Regions from separate parts of the Homo sapiens genome. Here region 2 is linked to region 1. A link is a loop called in an ENCODE intact Hi-C map of the cell type or tissue named here. Cell type or tissue: Caco-2. All regions are shown on one strand. Links, peaks and the distances in the headings refer to the core of each region. The heading gives the core; the rest is flanking DNA. Region 1 has its middle 8.1 kb from the start of MRFAP1L2. Region 2 overlaps MAN2B2 (mannosidase alpha class 2B member 2).

Region 1 (9,022 bases), core at 1-8,000:
CCAAAAGGGAAACATTTTGCACTGGCCTGTCTCGTCTGTTACCTCCCAGCCCAATTCCCTAAGCTCCCGCCAGTGTTAGGACACTGAGGATGTGAAAATGAGAAAACAAAAGCCTGTATTACAAGAATCCACTTGGGATTAGGCACTTAACATATCTAATTTTCACAAATATCAGAGGTCATTTTATTATCCCCATTGTTCAGGTGGGGAAACTTCAGCCAAAAACAAAACAGAAAACAACCCTAGAACCTTGCCGGGAAGAATTCAACTGATGCCAAAGCTCTTTCACAACATCAGTAGCTCCTGATGTGCCATCTGCATCCTCTAACTGTCGTGATGGGGTTTTTTTTGTTTGTTTTGTTTTGTTTTTTTTGAGACGGAGTCTCGCTCTGTCGCCCAGGCCGGACTGCGGACTGCAGTGGCGCAATCTCGGCTCACTGCAAGCTCCGCTTCCCGGGTTCACGCCATTCTCCTGCCTCAGCCTCCCGAGTAGCTGGGACTACAGGCGCCCGCCACCGCGCCCGGCTAATTTTTTGTATTTTTAGTAGAGACGGGGTTTCACCTTGTTAGCCAGGATGGTCTCGATCTCCTGACCTCATGATCCACCTGCCTCGGCCTCCCAAAGTGCTGGGATTACAGGCGTGAGCCACTGCGCCCGGCCCGTGATGGTTTTTGAAACAATGGTTCAGAATGCTGACCACTCTGGAGAGGGCTGCAGCAGCAAGCCTGGGACTGAGTTTCTGGCCTCATAGAATGTTCCATGAGAGACCCTCTCTGACTGACGAGAGGTGTAAGTTGTCTCTCAGGCTAAGTGAGATTTGGAGGGCTGAATGCAGGCATCCCCGCTCTGCTCATGTCCCATGTTCCAGATGTCTTCTGGACACCAGCCAGTGGATGTCATAGGATGGATTCACTTCTTTGTTGATGTATTCATCCAGTGTGTTATGCTGGCAATGTACTAGGTCCAACTAAGAAGCAGTTGGCTCCTTGGCGATGGAGTCATTGATTCATTTGTTCAAGTATTCTTTGAATAGATACCAAAGACTTAACATGTGCCAGGCCCGGAGTAGACATGACAGCCACCCTTTTGCACAGCTGCTGCCTTCAGAGGGTTTGCACCCTAGTGGGTGAGATGGACACTTAGCCCCTGTGTGTGGGTGAGAAATGCTGAGCATGAGCAGAGCCCAGGGTGGGTGGTATCTACCCAGCCAGGGAATAGGCAAGGCTCCTTCCCTGAGGGGTCACAGATATGTGTTACATGATTGAAGCCGTGTGGGGATGTGGGCAGGGGAAAGGAGGGTGTGTAGAAGGTTCCAATCTGGCTGGGTGCGGTGGCTCACACCTGTAATCCCAGCACTTTGGGAGGCTGAGGCAGGCAGATCACGAGGTCAGGTTATCGAGACCATCCTGGCTAACATAGTGAAACCCCATCTACACTAAAAATACAAAAAATTAGCTGGGCGTAGTGGCAGGCACCTGTAGTCCCAGCTACTCAGGAGGCTGAGGCAGGAGAATGGCGTGAACCCGGGAGGCAGAGCTTGCAGTGAGCCGAGATTGTGCCACTGCACACCAGCCTGGGTCACAGAGCGAGACTCCATCTCAAAAAATAAAAATAAAAAAAAGAAGGTTCCAATCTGACTGACCCCATCCTGTCAGCAGAGAACAACTGAGGCCCAGCCCTCTACATCTGCATGTTTCCTCATCCTGCCTGACTCCTTTGATGAAGGCAGTTTGGATCTTGGGTGCCATGATGGTAAAAGCTAAGTTTGTGAACTTTGCGTCTTGGGAGCCAAGGGCAATATCCTGTGTATGAGCCTAGAGGAAGAGAACGCACTTGGGGAGGAAGAGCCCCAACCCCGCTGTACATCGGACAGCGAACAGCACACAAGGCGTGGGCCGGGATCAGGAGGGCAGTTCCATTCCTGGCTGTGCTGATTACTCACCCTGTGGCCATCTCTTTGGGGGCCACCATAAAATGATAGATTTGCACTGTGTTGTCTCTGAGTTTCCTTGGAACCTAGACATTTCATTTGACTCAGATTCATATAAAGTAACCAGCCACCTCGTGGACAATTTTAGCCTTGCTCCCTGAGGTAGCACTTTGAAGACAGGTGTCTGAGGCCCTCTCAGAGACTTTTGGAATTTCATTATATGGTCTAGCCACACTCGCACTTCCAAGTAGGTCCTATATTGGGACTAAGAGTCTCATTAGCAGAAGATTCCTGGGTTCCAAGATGCCCTGAGACTTCTCTCCAACTGGAAAAAGGTTGCTGAACAAATGAAATTGATCTTTGATTTTTCTCCCCCTTGATTATGTCATATGACAACATAATTCTTGGGTATTCAGAGGCATCCTGAACTTGGGTCAGGGTGTACCTGTCAGTCTTATTTGTTCAGTGTCCTGTAAGTCAGACACATTTTTCTGTGTTTCTTCATTCCCACAGTCCTGGTCGCACATATACTCTGAGACGCAGAAGAATGAAGAGTTCCTTAATGTGGTCCCTTGAGTCATTGCTCTCTGACAAACCAGTCCCATTATCTTCCTCAGTTTTGTTTCCTCTCTTTCTTGAAAGATAATTTTTCTGGGTATATAATTTTAGGTTGGCGAGTATTTTCTCTTGGTGTCATTAACATGTTATTTCACTAACTTTGGCTTCTATGTTGAGAATTCAGCTGTCACTCCAGTGTTTGGCGCTTAGAATGGAATTGAAGTCTGGGCCACAGACCACAAAGTGCAGAGTGGGCAGGCTTCTGTGGTCCCCCAGTCCAGTTTCTCGGTGCTTCTTCACTCCTGGCCACACTGGCTGCTTTGCTGTTTCCTGGCCATGGCAAGCATGTGGTGTGGCCCCAGGGCCTTTGCCCATGCTGAATCCCCTGACTGGGACACTACTGCAGCTGAACCATGGTAAAGGTGGACAGAGAAAACATGCAGCATTCTTTGGAGAAGTTCTGCTGTAACGTGGCAGAGAAATGGGGTGACTGCAGAGGTAGCTGAAGGGAGGGTGTCTTTCTGTGTGTGACCATGTGTGATGTGGACAGCTGTACCGCCTGACGGGACTGACCTGGTGCAGCAGGACAGATGGGATGCAGGTGGCGCAGCTGCAGGCAGCAGGTGGGGTGGCCCCTGCAGCTCCCCCTGTAGGTGCCTGCCTTCCTCTGCATCTTGCAGAGTCCCTCCTCTGGTGGTCAGCCAGTTCGCATAATCCCATCCCCAACTTAATTCGATGAAGCCAGTAGCCAGAAGTGCACCTGCACTGACACTTCATTTCTAGAACATTTCCTTTGGGAACATTCCAACCACGACCCAAATGCCGCCCCTCCAAGCCCCCAGCCCTCTCCCTGCTTTCCCCCAGAGTCCTGAACTTCAAGTTCTAGGGCACCCCAGCCAGCTTAGGCTCCCCTCACACAGCTTGTTCCACACTTCAGCCCACCAAGTCTTCTGTGGCCTCTCGGGGCCCTCTCCCTCCTGAGCAGTCCAATTTGTTCTAAAGTTATATGTTGGATGATTATGGTTTATGAGCCCTGACCCACGAGCCCTTTCCCCCAGGGTCTCTGGGGGAGCTGGCCTGAAAAGCTTCCACAAAAAGCAGGAGGCCATGTTCTGCCCTCCCTGAGTGGCGTCAGTGCCCTGGGCACAAGGGCTCCCCCTGCCGGCTGCCCCCAGCTCCTGTGCAGCCCTCTGCTGACAGTGGAGAGGCCTCCCCACCATTCAGCAGGCTGCCCCCAGTGCATTCAGCAGGTGCGCCTGCAGCGTGGAGGTGTGCAGGCAGGTGCAGTTCATGACCAAAGGATGGTCGTGCTGTTTCTTAGTCAAGCTCATAGAAGCCCAGGCTCACTGTGGATCCATTCTCGCCCCACTCGGATCGCAGGCAGCAGTCCTCTCAAGGCTCTGCCTGAGCACAGATGACTTCAGAACCCTTATCCGTGTGCAGTCTGGGGGACACCTGGTGGACAGCCTTTTGGGAGGATGTTTGATGTGCTACTTAGACTCCACGAAGGTCCCTTTGGAAGACTCATCCTGCAGGTCCACTTTACTGGAGAAGGCACCAGTCTCATCAATGGCCAATCCACGGAGCATCATTTCCCAGCTTTTTCATTATTCTCAGGATGCTACCAGCCCAGCCCTCCTGAGAGGTTCAACGACTGTGGATGGAAGAGGGGAGCCCTCATTAAAAGAAGACGTTCCCAGCTGCCATCCAGAGCTCATCACACCAAGTCTTTGGGGGCTGTGGGGCAGCTGGGCAGCGTTCTTTGCATTTCTTTGCTCCAGCCTTGGTGCAGGTGGAGGGAGGTGAGCAGAAGATACTTTCCCATTGTGCCTTCTGCATCTGTGAGCTGTGCAGCCCTGGGGAAGGCACCAGGCCTTTCTGAATATCTCTCCCCACCCGTAAGATGGGCATGATACTCCCTGCCTGTATCCCTGTCAGAACTGCTGGGAGGACTGATTGGAGAAAACTTTGCCCTAGATTAGCAATTAAATTTTCGCTAAGGAGCCAGATAGTAAATGCCATAAGAAGGCCGGGCGCAGTGGCTCACGCCTGTAATCCCAGCAATTTGGGAGGCCAGGGCGGGTGGATCACCTGAGGCCAGGAGTTCAAGGCCAGCCTGGCCAACGTGGTGAAACCCCTACTAAAAAATACAAAAATTAGTTGGGCATGGTGGCATGCACCTGTAACCCCAGCTACTCGGGAGGCTGAGGCAGGAGAATCGCTTGAACCCGGGAGGCAGAGGTTGCAGTGAGTCAAGATGGCGCCATTGCACTCTAACCTGGGCAACAGAGTGAGACTCTGTCAAAAAAAAAAAAAAGAAAAAAAAAAAAGGAAATTCCATAAGGTCTTTGTCAAGGCTGCTGAGCCTGAATAAGTCCAGTAAGGTAATGCACCCCACTGGCAGATGAGTGGAGAAAGAAAAACACACTAAGGTCTCATTAGACACAGAAAAGGCATTTCACGCAATCTAGTACATGAACATTCATTTCAAAACTTCTCACACGCTAGTACTAGGTGGATAAAATTGTCCACTTACAACCTGCGGGAAACATTCTCCTTAAGCCAGGGGACAATGAAGCCATGCCATGTAACATGATGGCAGCAGGGTGCTTGTGGCTGGAGCGGGAGGGCTGGGGCGGGGAGCAGTGAGGCAGAGATTTGGTTGGTTGCTTGGTTGGTTTTAAATAAACCTTTACCACCCATGCACCTGGGAAACACTTAATCGTGGCTCACACCAGCCAGCTCTCCTCACCTAGTTGCAGACAGCACCCCAGGTCTGCTGTGGGCAGCAGAGTTTGGCAGGATGCTGACCCTCACCTTGACCCTGACCCCTCCAGTCCTCCACCCTCTGTCTCTCCTCTCCCAGCCCTGCCTCCATACCACCCACAGCTCCAGGAAAGGGGCCCCTGTCCTGAGCTGGGCTCCAGGCATTCAGAGGTGGGTTGGACCCACCCTTGGCCTTTGCAGAGCTCCCAGGCCACTGGCAGGGCTAGTGCTCGTAGAGAGGGAGGCCCTAACCAAAGGGACCAGAACAAGAGGGACGAGACCGCCTTGCTGGACTGAAGTGGAAAGCGTGCTGGGAGGGCTCAGGTGGAAAGGCAAGCTGTGCCAGAGCAGGACAGTGGCCATGGTGCCTGTGAAGGAAGATGCGCGCCTTCTCACTGCTGCACACACCAGCGCTGACTCCTACAAGCTGGGGTGTGTGGCAACATTCTTCTGGAAGAAACCACAGCAACTGTTAGTAGTTGCCCCAGACTGAGGGCTGAGGCTGGGTCGAGTGAGGGTTTTCCGTTTCATCAGGTGCCCTTCTAATCTCGCTTAAATTTTCTAAACCTGCTTGAGACCCTCTTTATTTAGTTGCTAATATCAACAAAATATATCTGAGTAGCAAGATTAAGCTCCGTTTTTTTGTTATTTATACTTCATAGTGTTTAAAAAACTAATAAAAGTAATATTAAGCCAGGTGTGGTGGTTCATGCCTGTAATCCCAGTGATTTGGGAGGCTTGCTTGAGCCCAGGAGTCCAAGACCAGCCTGGGTAACATAGCAAGGCCCCGTCTCTACAAAAAGAATTTTTAAAAAATTAGTCCCCACTACTCAGGAGGCTGAAGCAAGAGGATGGCTTGAGCCCAGGAGTTCGAGGCTGCAGTGAGCTATCATGCCACTGCACTCCAGCCTGGGCAGCAGAATGAGACTCTGTCTCTAAAAAATTTAAAAAGTAGTGTTATACAATTTTTTTTTTTTTGAGACAGAGTCTCGCTCTGTTACCCAGGCTGGAGTGCAGTGGCACAATCTCTGCTCACTGCAACCTCCAACTCCCGGGCTCAAGCGATTCTCCTGCCTCAGCCTCCCAAGTAGCTGGGATTACAGGCGCCTGCCACCACGCCTGGCTAATTTTTGTATTTTTAGAAGAGACGGGGTCTCACCATGTTCGAGGAGGTCACCTCGAACTCCTGACCTCAGGTGATCTGCCCACCTCGACCTCCCAAAATGCTAGGATTACAGGCGTGAGCCACTGTGCCTGGCCACAAATTTTTTAAAATAAACGTTAGAGGTAAAACATGTAAGCATTCAGGTGCTTCAACTTTAGTCTCATTTCCAGGAGTCCATCTAAAGAAAGAGGGGCCGGGCCAGAGTGCTCAGCAGCAGTCCCCATCCGCACACCTCCAGGACAAGCGCCACAGTGTCGCGATCACAGTTGCTGGCTGAGGGAAAATGTCTCGTGCACTTTATTCAGGGTCTTCACAGCTCCCCATGAGGCAGATGCCAGCGTCGCTCTCTGCGGGCTCCCCTTAAGGCCCCCGGTTCCAGAACAAACCGCTGCTCTCCTCACAAGGACAAGAGACTCCCCTGCTCTCCCGCCACTTCAGGAGACAGTGGGCACCTGAGGGGGCTGAGATTTGGAGAAACGGCCCCCCTTTCCTGAGCTGGCAGGGCTGGGAGTGGCTGCACCTCATAGACCAATTCCAGGAGTAGGACCCATGAGTCCTCTTCTGGTCCCAGACCCAAGCTAGCTTCTCCAACCCAGCTTTCCCGTGAACAGGATGGCCAGGCTGTGGCTCTGCGGTCTTCCCAAGGGAAGGAGGAGGCAGGGGGCTTGCACACCCCCAGGCTTCGCCCTACTCCTCCCCGCCTGACCTCTCTTGCCTGCACCGTGGGCTGGCGGGTTGGTCCCCACCAGGATGCCACAGCACCTCCTCCAGGGCAGGGACCACACTCTCCCCGGTATCCCCAGCACCTAGCGAGAGTGTTTCCAACCAAGCGTTTGCTAAACTGAACCCAGAGCCAGAAAGGAGCTTGGAAAAACTCACATGCCTGGGGCAGCCCAACCTCAGGTGAGGGGAGCGGGGGGCTTGACTGTCCCGCTCTGGCAGGAACGGATGCCCAGTGTGGTCACATCATCTGATTTCCATGTTAGGAATCCTCTTGTGTGTGTGTGTGTGTGTGAAACCTTATTTTTGAACATTGGTAACTTATTTTAACACTGATTGATTGATTGAGTTTTAAGCGATTGGCTCGTGTGATTGTGGGGACTGGTAAGTCCAAACTCTTAGGGCAGGCTGGCAGGCCTGAGACTCAGGGAATAGCTGATATCTCAGGCTTGAGTCCACACGGTGCAGGCTGGAAACTGAGTCAGGCTTTCTGTATTGTGCTCTCGAGGCAGAATTCCTTCTGGAAACCTCAGTTTCAACGGATTGGACGAGGCCTACCCACACTATGGAAGGTCATCTGTTTTATTCAAAGTCCACTAGTTAAATACTAATGACACCCAAAAATATCTTCACAGCGGCATCTAGATGAGAGTTTGAACAAACAACAGGGCCAATAGCCTATCCAAGTGGACAGATAACATTCACCATTCAGCTGCCAATGAGCAACTGCCGGATGGGCACTGCCCATCCTCACAACAATCCTTGGGGTAGGAGCATGTGCACCCCATCCATTTTACAGATGAGAAAACTGGGCTTAGAGAGGTCCCCAGCCAGCACATGGCTGAGCCAGACTTGGACCCCATCCTCTGCTCCAGGCCTCAGCCTGCACCCCCACCCCAGGGTGTTGACCTTGGCAGCACTGGGAGACTCGCTGCGAGGGCAGAAGCGGCAAATGTGGGGTGTGCCGACTGCAGACTTAACAGGACTTCCACAGGCTGCAGTGCCCAGCCTCTCTCCCTCCTCCTCTCAACTCCTCCTCCTCCAGGTTCTCCAACAGGCCTTCCCTTTGTGGGCACCCAAGACCCAGACAGGGGAGCTGACTATGGAGACTGCCTCGCCTGGGTCAGGACCCCCAGTGCACATGGCCACTCGGGGGTGGGAAGAACTGTCTCTCCAGGAACTGGCTGGATGGGTCTGGGAGATGGAGACCCCGTGTTTTCACAGGGCTCCTGATTTCTCCCCATGTGAGTTTCTTAGTCTAAATAGAAATGTTTTAAAACCCCTGGTGTTCTAATGTGCCCAGCATGCACTGTGCACGCCTAGGAATCTGGGCACCTTGGTGTGAGAATGTGGGCTCTGTGGGTTCAGAGTCCTGGAGGTGATCTCATCTGAATCCCTTGTTTTACAGATGAAGAAAGTGGCCCTAGAGGAAGGAAAGGGCCCCAGAGTCACTCAGGAAGTCAGTGACCCAGGGGCTGGGCAGGCTGCTCACCTGAGGCCAGTACCCTGCACCAGCCAGCCCTGTGCTCACAGGCAGGGGGCCCCGTTCCTGCCACCACCGGGACACTTGAGATGTCCCTGTGCTTCTACTTAAAATGAAGGTCACAGGGAGGAATTCATGTCCATGCCAGAGGGATCTGATGAGGAAAGACATTTGAAGCCTTTTTGGTTTTAATTTTTTTGTAGAGATGGGGTCTTGCTATGTTGCCCAGGCTGGTCTTGATCTCCTGGGCTCAAGCCATCCTCCTGCCTCAGCCTCCCAGAGTGTTGGGATTACAGGCACGAGCCACTGCATTGGCCTGAAGGACATTAGCATGTTAGATGGGCATCTGCCAGGCCTGGGTCAGCACATGCAGGAAGGTGCTCTGAGTCCCCTATGCTT
Region 2 (9,160 bases), core at 774-8,773, 56 kb before region 1:
AGGAATTGAGGCCACTAGGGCCAGGACCAACCTATGAATTGCCCTCAGGGTGGGCAGAAACGCCAAGAGGCCCACAGGAGTCCTGGCAGAAGGGGATGCCATAGGCCGTTGCCACGGTGGGAGCCACAGCAGACTGTAGCCAGGTGCAGTGTGGTGAGAAGGAGGCTGGGAGCCACAGCAGATTGTAGACAGGTGCAGGAGGGTGAGAGGGAGGCTGGGAGCCACAGCAGACTGTAGACAGGTGCAGGGGGTGAGAGGGAGGCTGGGAGGAGGCATCCCAGGCCACACTGGACAGATCACCTCTGTTCCCCTAGGTGACACCACCTCTCCCTCGAGGCCACCAGGAGGCCCCATCATCACCGTCCACCCAAAGGAAATCCGGACGTTCTTTATTCACTTTCAACAGCAGTGAGCCCTGGGCAGATGCCCCGGCCCCAGGGCTTCCCCCAGGAACTCCATGTAACAGAACAGACCCAGGACAGGGAAAAGCAGTGCGGAGGGATGGGACTGGGGAGTCAGCTGCTCATCTGCAGGCTAATGGCAGGAAATGGTCATATTTGGGGTTTTTCCCTAATTTTTTTAAACAAAAATTACATTACAAGATCCAGGTTCTTCCCCCCCACACTCAATCAAGCCAGCCCTCTCCTCTTCTGTCACGTAAAGGATATTTGGCACACTCATGCGTCATTCATTCACAAAACACAAACCCAGGACTTTCTGCCTAAGGCAGAGCACAAGACTCACAGCAGCACCGAAGCGCATCTGCCGTCCGGGCCCTGCCAGGCTTGCCAGGCTGCCAGTGGTAACTGTGGACCTACTGCGTGCCACGTGTTTTCATAGACTCATCCCATGCTGGCAACAGCCCTGCAAGGGGCTTGGCTCTGCCACAGGGCAGGAGAGGAAGTTGTAGCGCCTAGCGAGAGTTCCAGCCCCAGACGCCCACCTGTGCCTCAGGGCACCGCCTGCCGAGCAGAGAAGGCACAGCAGCCGTCAGAGTCCATGAGAGGTGAAACCACACAGCAGGGATGTCCAATATCAGAACTATTAATATCAATAAAAGTATAACCTTCCCAGGTCTATGCCCAAGAGAATTGAAAACATCCATCCACACAATACCTGTGCTCCCGCGTTCATAGCAGCATTACTCAAAAGTCAAACGGTAGCAACAACCCAAATGTCCATCCACAGATGAATTAAGACATGAAGTGTGTTCTGTCCATACAATGGAATATTATTTGGCCATAAAAAGGAAGGAAATTCTGACGCATGCCACAGCCTGAGTGAATCCTACAAATATTACGCTAAGTGAAAGAAGCCAATCACGAGTTTATGTGAAATGTCCAGAATAGGCAAATCTGTGTATCAGAGACAAAGCACATTGGTGGTTGCCAGGTACTGGAGGAAGAGAGAAGAGGCATGACAGCTAACAGGGACGGGCTTTCTTTGGAAGATGATGAAATTGTGGAATGATGGTTGCACAACTTTGTGAATATACTAGAAACCAATGAATTAAAAACTTTGGAAGATGAATTTTATGGTCTGTGAATTATATCTCAATTTTAAAACTTTTTTTTTTTTTTCCCGAGACAGAGTCTCACTCTGTCGCCCAGGCTGGAGTGCAGTGTCAAGATCTCAGCTCACTGCGACCTGCACCTCCTGGGTTCAAGCAATTCTCCAGCCTCTGCCTCCCGAGTAGCTGCTACTAGAGATGCACCACTGCGTCAGCTAATTTTTGTATTTTTAGTAGAGACGGGGATTCACCATGTTGGCCAGGCTGATCTGGAACTCCTGACCTCAGGTGATCTGCCTGCCCCGGCCTCCCAAAGTGCCAGGATTACAGGCGTGAGCCAATGTGCCCGGCCTAAACCGTTTTAAAGAGTAAACTGTAAGATGTAGGAAATTATTTGGTACTCTAGGGCTGAAGGAAAGTACCCAGAAAGGACCAGCTTGGAAGGAGTCAGACCTCTGGACAACGTGCAGTTTGGCCACCAGACAGCAAAGACAGTCTCTGGTTTGGCCAGGCAGGAGCTGGGCTGGAGTTGCTGACCAAGCAATAGGCCACCCCTGTGAGGTGGGGTCAGGTGAGCAGCCACCAGAGGCATGGATGTGCAGTGGGAGGTTGAGGCACAAGGAGTGAGGCAGGAGCCCTTTAGAGCATGTGGGCTGCATGAGGCTTGGTTTCTGTGTCAAGAAGACTATGGAGGCTGGGCAGTGGTTCATGCCTTAATCCCAGCACTTTGGGAGGCCAAAGCAACCGGATCACTGGTGGTCAGTAGTTCAAGACCAGGCTGGCCAACATGGTGAAACCCCATCTCTACTAAAAATACAAAGTTAACCGGGTGTGGTGGTGTGCGCCTGTAGTCCCAGCTACTCGGGAGGCTGAGGCAGGAGAATCAATCACTTGAACCTGGGAGGCGGAGGAGACCTCCGCCTCTGCACTCCAGCCTGGGTGACAAGAGTGAGACTCCGTCTCAAAAAAAAAAAAAAAAGGAAGACTACGGAGGCCAGGCGTGGTGGTTCATGCCTGAAATTCCAACACGCTGGGAGCCCTAGGCAGAAGGATCGCTTGAGCCCAGGTGTTCCAGACCAGCCTCGGCAATATAGTGAGACCCCATCTCTACAAAAACTATTCTTTAGACGAGCGTGGTGGTGTGCACCAGTGGTCCCAGCTACTCTGGGGGCTGAGGTGGGAGGCTCACTTGAGCCCAGGAGGTCGAGGCTTCAGTGAGCCATGATCATGCCACTAACTCCAACCGGGGTAATAGAGCAAGACCCTGTCTCAGAAAAAAATAAAGAAGACTATGGAAATGTTATCCCCAGCGCAGCCAGGCTGTAGAAAAATCATGTGCACTGAAAGTACCATCACCCATGCTGACCATCCCCGTCCAGAACAGAAACAGCAAGAGAGCCACTTCCCCCTGCGGTCCCTCCAGCACCCAGCACCCTCAACTGGGAAGAGTGAGAAGAATATAGATGACAGGGGAAAACCCACCCACAATAGACAGAATATTGGCTAAAATCTAACATCCATTTGTTGCTTTGTTGTTATTTCATTTCATTTTACTTTTTTAGACACAGGGTCTCGCTCTGTCACCCAGGTGGGAGTGCAGTGGCACTATCATAGCTCACTGGAACCTCTTAACTCCTGGGCTCAAGTAGTCCTCCCATCCCACCCTCCTGAGTAGCTGGGACTACAAGCATGAGTCACTACACCCAACTAATTTTTAAAATGTTTGTGGAGACGCAGTCTCACTATGTTGCCCAAGCTGGTCTTGAACTCCTGAGCTCAAGCGATCCTCCCACCTAGGCCTCCCAAAGTGCTGGGATTACAGGCTCAAGCCACTGTGAATGGCCTGTTTTTTGTTGTTGTTGTTTGTTTTTTTTTTTTTTTTTTTTTTTTTTTTACAAACCACCACCACCAAACTCCCAATAAACTACGTTGCTCACTGACAATCCCCAACAGGTTTATTGCGGAACTTGACAGGATGATTCTGAAGTGCACTGGGGCTAGGTACAGTGGTTCGTGCCTGTAATCCCAGCACTTTGGGAGGCCAAGGTGGGTGGATCACTAGAGGCCAGGAGTTCGAGACCAGGCTGGCCAACATAGTGAAACCCCCTCTCTAAAAAAATACAAAAATTAGCCAGGCTTAGTGGCAGACGACTGTAATCCCAGCACTTTGGGAGGCCGAGGCGGGCTGATCACCTAAGGTCAGGAGTTCGAGACCAGCCTGACCAACATGGAGAAACCCCGTCTCTACTAAACATACAAAATTAGCCGGGCATGGTGGTGGGCACCTGTAATCCCAGCTACCCGGGAGGCTGAGGCAGGAGAATCTCTTGAACCCAGAAGGCGGAGATTGCGGTGAGCCGAGATCGTGCCACTGCGCTCCAGCCTGGGCGACAAGAGCGAAACTCTGTCTCAAAAAAAAAAAAACACACACACACACACACACACAAGTGCACATCTTCGTCCGTTTGGGCTGCTGTCATAGAATCCCGTACACTTTGGGAGGCCAAGGTGGGCGGATCACAAGGTCAGGAGATCGAGACCACAGTGAAACCCCGTCTCTACTAAAAATACAAAAAATTAGCCGGGCGTGGTGGCGGGCGGCCTGTAGTCCCAGCTACTCGGGAGGCTGAGGCAGAAGAATGGCGGGAACCCGGGAGGCGGAGCTTGCAGTGAACCGAGATTGTGCCACTGCACTCCAGCCTGGGTGACAGAGCGAGACTCCGTCTCAAAAAAAAAAAAGAATACCATACACTGAGTGGCTTATCAACAACAGGAATTTATTTCTCCCAATTCTGGATGCTGGGAGTCCAAGGTGCCAGCAGATTCGGTGTCTGGGGAGGGGCTGTTTCCTGGTCTATAGATGGTGCCGTCTTGCTCCGTCCTCACATGGCAGAAGGGGCAAGGCAGCTCTCTGGGCTCGGTTTCTAGGAGGGTGCTAATATAACAGTACTGAGTCTACCTTAAAGAAAAATTGTGTTTGCTTGAGTATAATTACAGCTTTGCTTACGCTTACACACTATTCATTAAAAACAGCCTCAGGGAAAGAGGACCTTCAGCAGAGATAAGAGAGAAGTGCACTGACCAGCAATCCTGGAAGCGGCTAGCCGCAGGTTTCCACCCACCAGATGAGAATAGTTGGGCTGAGGTCGAGGCAGGAGGATCACGTAAGTCCAAAAGTTTGAGACCAGCCTGGGCAAAATAGGGAGACCCCGTCTCTATAAATAGTAACAAAATTTAAGTAGGTGTGGCACACGCCTGTAGTCCCAGCTACTCAGGAGGCTGAGGTGGAAGGATCCCCTGAGCCAGTGAAGTCAAGGCTGCAATGAGCCATGCCTGGGCAACAGAGTGAGACTGTCCAAAAAAAAAGCAAAACTAAGACTAATCTGGCTGGCCTGGTGCAGCCAGCACTTTGGGAGGCTGAGGGGGAGAGATCATTTGAGCCCAGGAGTTGGAGACCAGCCTGGGCAACTTGGTAAAACCCAATCTCTAAAAAAAATTTTAAAATTAGCCAGGTGTGATGGTGCGTGCCTTTAGTCCCAGCTACTGTAGAGGGTGAGGTGGGAGGATCACCTGAACCTGGGGAGGTCAAGGCTACAGTAAGCCGTGATCATGCTACTGCACTCCAGCCTGGGCAACAGAATGAAACCCTGTTCCAAAAAAAAAAAAAAAAAAAAAAAAAAAAAAAATAGCTGCACTTGCAAAAGGTCACATGACATCCCCGCAAGACAGCAATCGTAACTACCTGCCTGAGACTGCGCACATAGCTGCTGTTCCACAAGAATGCTTTGATCATCATTCGCACTTCCCCAGATTTCCCTTAAAAACGTGCATCTGGAGACACAACTTGGAGAGGTGATCTTTGAACACAAGAGTTCAGTGCCCCTGCCCCCACCTCCCAAGCTGCTGGCTTCTCGAATAAAGCTACCTTTCCTTTTACCAAAACTTGTCTCTCGAATGTCGGCGAGTGAGTGGCCTGAACCCGAGTTCAGTTACACTAATCCCCATAACCTAATCACCTCCCAACATCCCCACCTCCTAATACCATCAACTGGGGGATTAGGGTTCGGTATATGAATTTAGGGGGACAAAAACATTCAGACCAGAGCAAACAAAGAGCTCAGAAGCTGGACCGCGCACACGGAAGCTGATAGAAGAGAGATGGGGCCGGGCGCGGTGGCTCACGCCTGTAATCCCAGCACTTTGGGAGGTCGAAGCGGGTGGATCATCTGAGGTCGGGAGTTCGGGACTAGCCTGACCAACACGGAGAAACCCCGTCTCTACTAAAAATACAAAATTAGCCAGGTGTGGTGGTGCATGCCTGTAATCCTAGCTACTCAGGAAGGCTGAGGCAGGAGAATCGCTTGAACCCGGGAGGCGGAGGTTGCGATGAGCCAAGATCGCGCCACTGCACTCTAGCCTGGGCAACAAGAGCGAAACTCGGTCTCAAAAAAAAAAAAGAGCGAGATGGGGTGCCACATGGTGAGGAAGAATGTTGCATGGCAGAGGTGCTGTGACAACTCCCCCTCACTTGGAACAAAAAGAAACTTCACCCTCCCTCGCATCGTACGCAGACAGCCCCCAGCTGAAACCCCAGCGGTCAATACAGGCGTGAAAAGATGGTCAGCCTCCTTAGCATTCAGGTCTGTGCAAATGAAAACCACAATAAGACACTGTTTCACATCTGCCGTGTTTTCTATTTAAAAGATTAAAAATATGGGCAATTTTTTAGTGGACAATCATGGAAACTCTCTCAGACTTCTAATGTGAGAGTAAACAGAAGGAGCAAACTTAAGAAACTAGTTCCATGTTATCTTCTAAAGTTAAAGATACTCATGCTCTAGACCCAGCAATTCTGTTCTAGGTATGTAAGCTAGAAAATGATGTTTGGCCAGGCGTGGTGGCTCACGCCTGTAATCCTAGCACTTTGGGAGGCCAAGGTGGGCAGATCACTTGAGGGAGGTCAGGAGTTTAAGACCAGCCTGGGCCAACATGGTGAAACCCCATCTCTACTAAAAAAAAAAAAAAAAAAAAAAAAAAAAAAGGCCGGGCGCCGTGGCTCATGCCTGTAATTCCAGCACTTTGGGAGGCTAAGGTGGGCGGATCACGAGGTCAGGAGATCGAGACCATCCTGGCTAACACGGTGAAACCCCGTCTCTACTAAAAATACAAAAAATTAGCCGGGTGTGGTGGCGGGCACCTGTAGTCCCAGCTACTCGGGAGGCTGAGGCAGGAGAATGGTGTGAACCCGGGAGGCGGAACTTGCAGTGAGCCGAGATCGCGCCACTGCACTCCAGCCTGGGCGAAAGAGCAAGACTCTGTCTCAAAAAATAAACAAATAAATAAATAAATAATAAAATAAAAAATTAGTTGGGTGTAATGGTGCATGCCTGTAGCCCCAGTTACTCGGGAGGCTGAGGCAAGAGAACTGCTTGAACCTGGGAGGCAGAGGTTGCAGTGAGCAGAGAGAACGCACCATGGCACTCCAGCTTGGGTGACAGAGTGAGACTCCATCTCAAAAAAAAAAAAAAGAAAAGAATCATGTTCGTGTGCACAAAAATATGTAAGACTGTTCAGTGGCATTGTTCATGATAGCTGTAAATGAAAACCATTCATAGGCCCCTTACCAGTGCTTGGATAGAGGCTGGTTTATTTGTACAAGAGAATACTACAGAACAGCAGGTCTCAAAGTGCGGTCCCCACACCAGTAGTGCCAGCATCACCTGGGGAGTTGTTAGAAACACAAAGTCTCAGGCCTTATCCCAGATCAAATAAATCAGAAACTGTAGGGATGGGCCCTGGAACATGTGTTTTAACAAATTTCCTGGGTTTTTCTGATGCACACTCAATTTTAACACTCACTGCCATAGAGCAATCAAAATGAGTGAACTATCCTTACCTGCATCAATACAGGTGAATCTCAGATAGAGAGACAGAGGTGATAGATGATAGATAGATAGATGATAGATAGATGTTAGATAGATGATAGATAGACTATATTGAGCAGAAGCAGCAATATACAAATGAATAACTATGATTCCATTTACATAAAGTTCAAAAGTGGGAAAGACTATACCGTATTCTTTATGATTGCATTCCTAGTGGATAAAACAACAAAGAAAGTGAAGAAATGACTGGCCAAGGCTGGGTACAGTGACTCTGTCCTGTAATTTTAGCACTTTGGGAGGCTAAGGTGGCAGATCACTTGAGCCCAGGAGTTCAAGACCAGCCTAAGCAACATGGCAAAACCCCATCTCTACAAAAAAAAAATAAACAACAGGTGGTGGTGGCACATGTCTGTAGTCCCAGCTACTCAGGAGGTTGAGGCAGGAGGATCGCTTGAGCCTGGGAGGTTGAGGCTGCAGTGAGCTGAGATCATGCCACTGCACTCCAGTCTGGGTGACAGAGAAAGACCCTGTTTCAAAAAAAAAAAAAGAAAAGAAAGAAGAGAAGCAAAGGGAGGGAAGGAGCAGGGAGGGGCTGAGAAGGGAGGGGAAGGGAGGGGAGGAAAGGGAAGGGAAGGGAAAGGAAAGGAAGTGAAGGGAAGGGAAGGGAAAGGAAACTAGAAGTCACAAGAGGGGTTACCTCCAGTGGGGCGAGGGAGATCTGAGTTAAGAAGGAACACACCTGGATTTCTAGGTGTGGCATGGTTTTATTTCCAGACTTAGTTGATTGTTAACAGTGAGTTTCTTTCATAGATGAAACTATATTGTATACACATATATATATATAAAATGTTTCTACTCAATTCTCTTATATATGATATACATGGTAAATGCACATGTATATAAGAGAATATAAACAATGTTATATATATGTTATTGTCACCAAAAAATATTAAAAAATTTAAAAGAAAAATGCAAAAATGTGAAATATATAAATGGAAAAAGATAAAACAAGTCCAAATTCACATCTTGTATCTAACAGCTCTTTTTATATAATCCAGACTGTACTTAGCTCAAACTGGCTTAAACAATACAAGGATGTTTTTGGTTGTGGCAGGGCTAGTTAGCTTTCTGCTGGCATCCATTCTTCCCCTCCATGATATAAATGACAGTTTTAGCTGAGAAGTGGCTTCCCAGACAGGGTCCACATTCCCCAGCTTTCCTTACATCCAAAGGAAGCATATGAATCCTTCTCACTAAGGTAATGAAAGAGAATGCCTCTGACCATTCCAACACCCCAGCTAAGACCCCAGACATGTGAGTGAGACCTTTTTGGGTTTTTCAGCCATTCCAGGTAGCAGCTCAACCCAGCAGAGTGAGTGACTCTAGGTGATAAACTATACATGAAGCAGAAGAACCAACCAGCTGAGGCCTGCCCGAACTCCTAACCCACAGAATTGTGACAAATGATTGTTATGGTGCTAAGTACCATAAGATTTGGGCCAGGTGTGGTGGCTCACACGTGTAATCCCAACACTTTGGGAGGCTAATGTGGGAGGATCACTTGAGCCCGGGAGTTCAAGACTAGCCTGGGCAACATGGTGGGACCTTGTCTCTTAAAAAAAAAAAAAAAAATTAGGCAGACATGGTGGTGCACACCTGTAGTCCCAGATGCTCAGGATGCTGAGGTGGGAGGATCACTTGAGCCTGGGAGTTCAAGGCTGCAGTGAGCCATGATCATGGCATTCCACTCCAGCCTGGGCAACAG

The links. Peaks named below come from ENCODE experiments on the same cell type or tissue, not always from the same donor. Only the 100,000 strongest peaks of a DNase experiment are listed, where the experiment ranks them.
Region 2: it touches region 1 in a loop (2.0-fold over the local background); 2 of 110 quality-filtered maps call a loop at or near these places.

The regions. Positions count from the first base shown.
Region 1 is chr4:6,677,700-6,686,721 of GRCh38, forward strand. No RefSeq gene overlaps it. Among named protein-coding and RNA genes, the nearest start is that of MRFAP1L2, 8.1 kb to the left of the region's middle. RefSeq lists enhancers at 5,433-5,935, 6,487-6,988. In Caco-2, for the core only: a CTCF peak has its summit at 3,130; a DNase peak (open chromatin) is centred at 3,085.
Region 2 is chr4:6,620,874-6,630,033 of GRCh38, forward strand. It overlaps MAN2B2 (mannosidase alpha class 2B member 2), which reads left to right. Exons shown (of 19, transcript NM_015274.3): 19 at 315-2,489. The coding sequence ends at 412. Among named protein-coding and RNA genes, the nearest start is that of MRFAP1, 15 kb to the right of the region's middle. RefSeq lists a silencer at 1,577-1,770. In Caco-2, for the core only: no CTCF peak of the experiment used is centred there; a DNase peak (open chromatin) is centred at 5,277.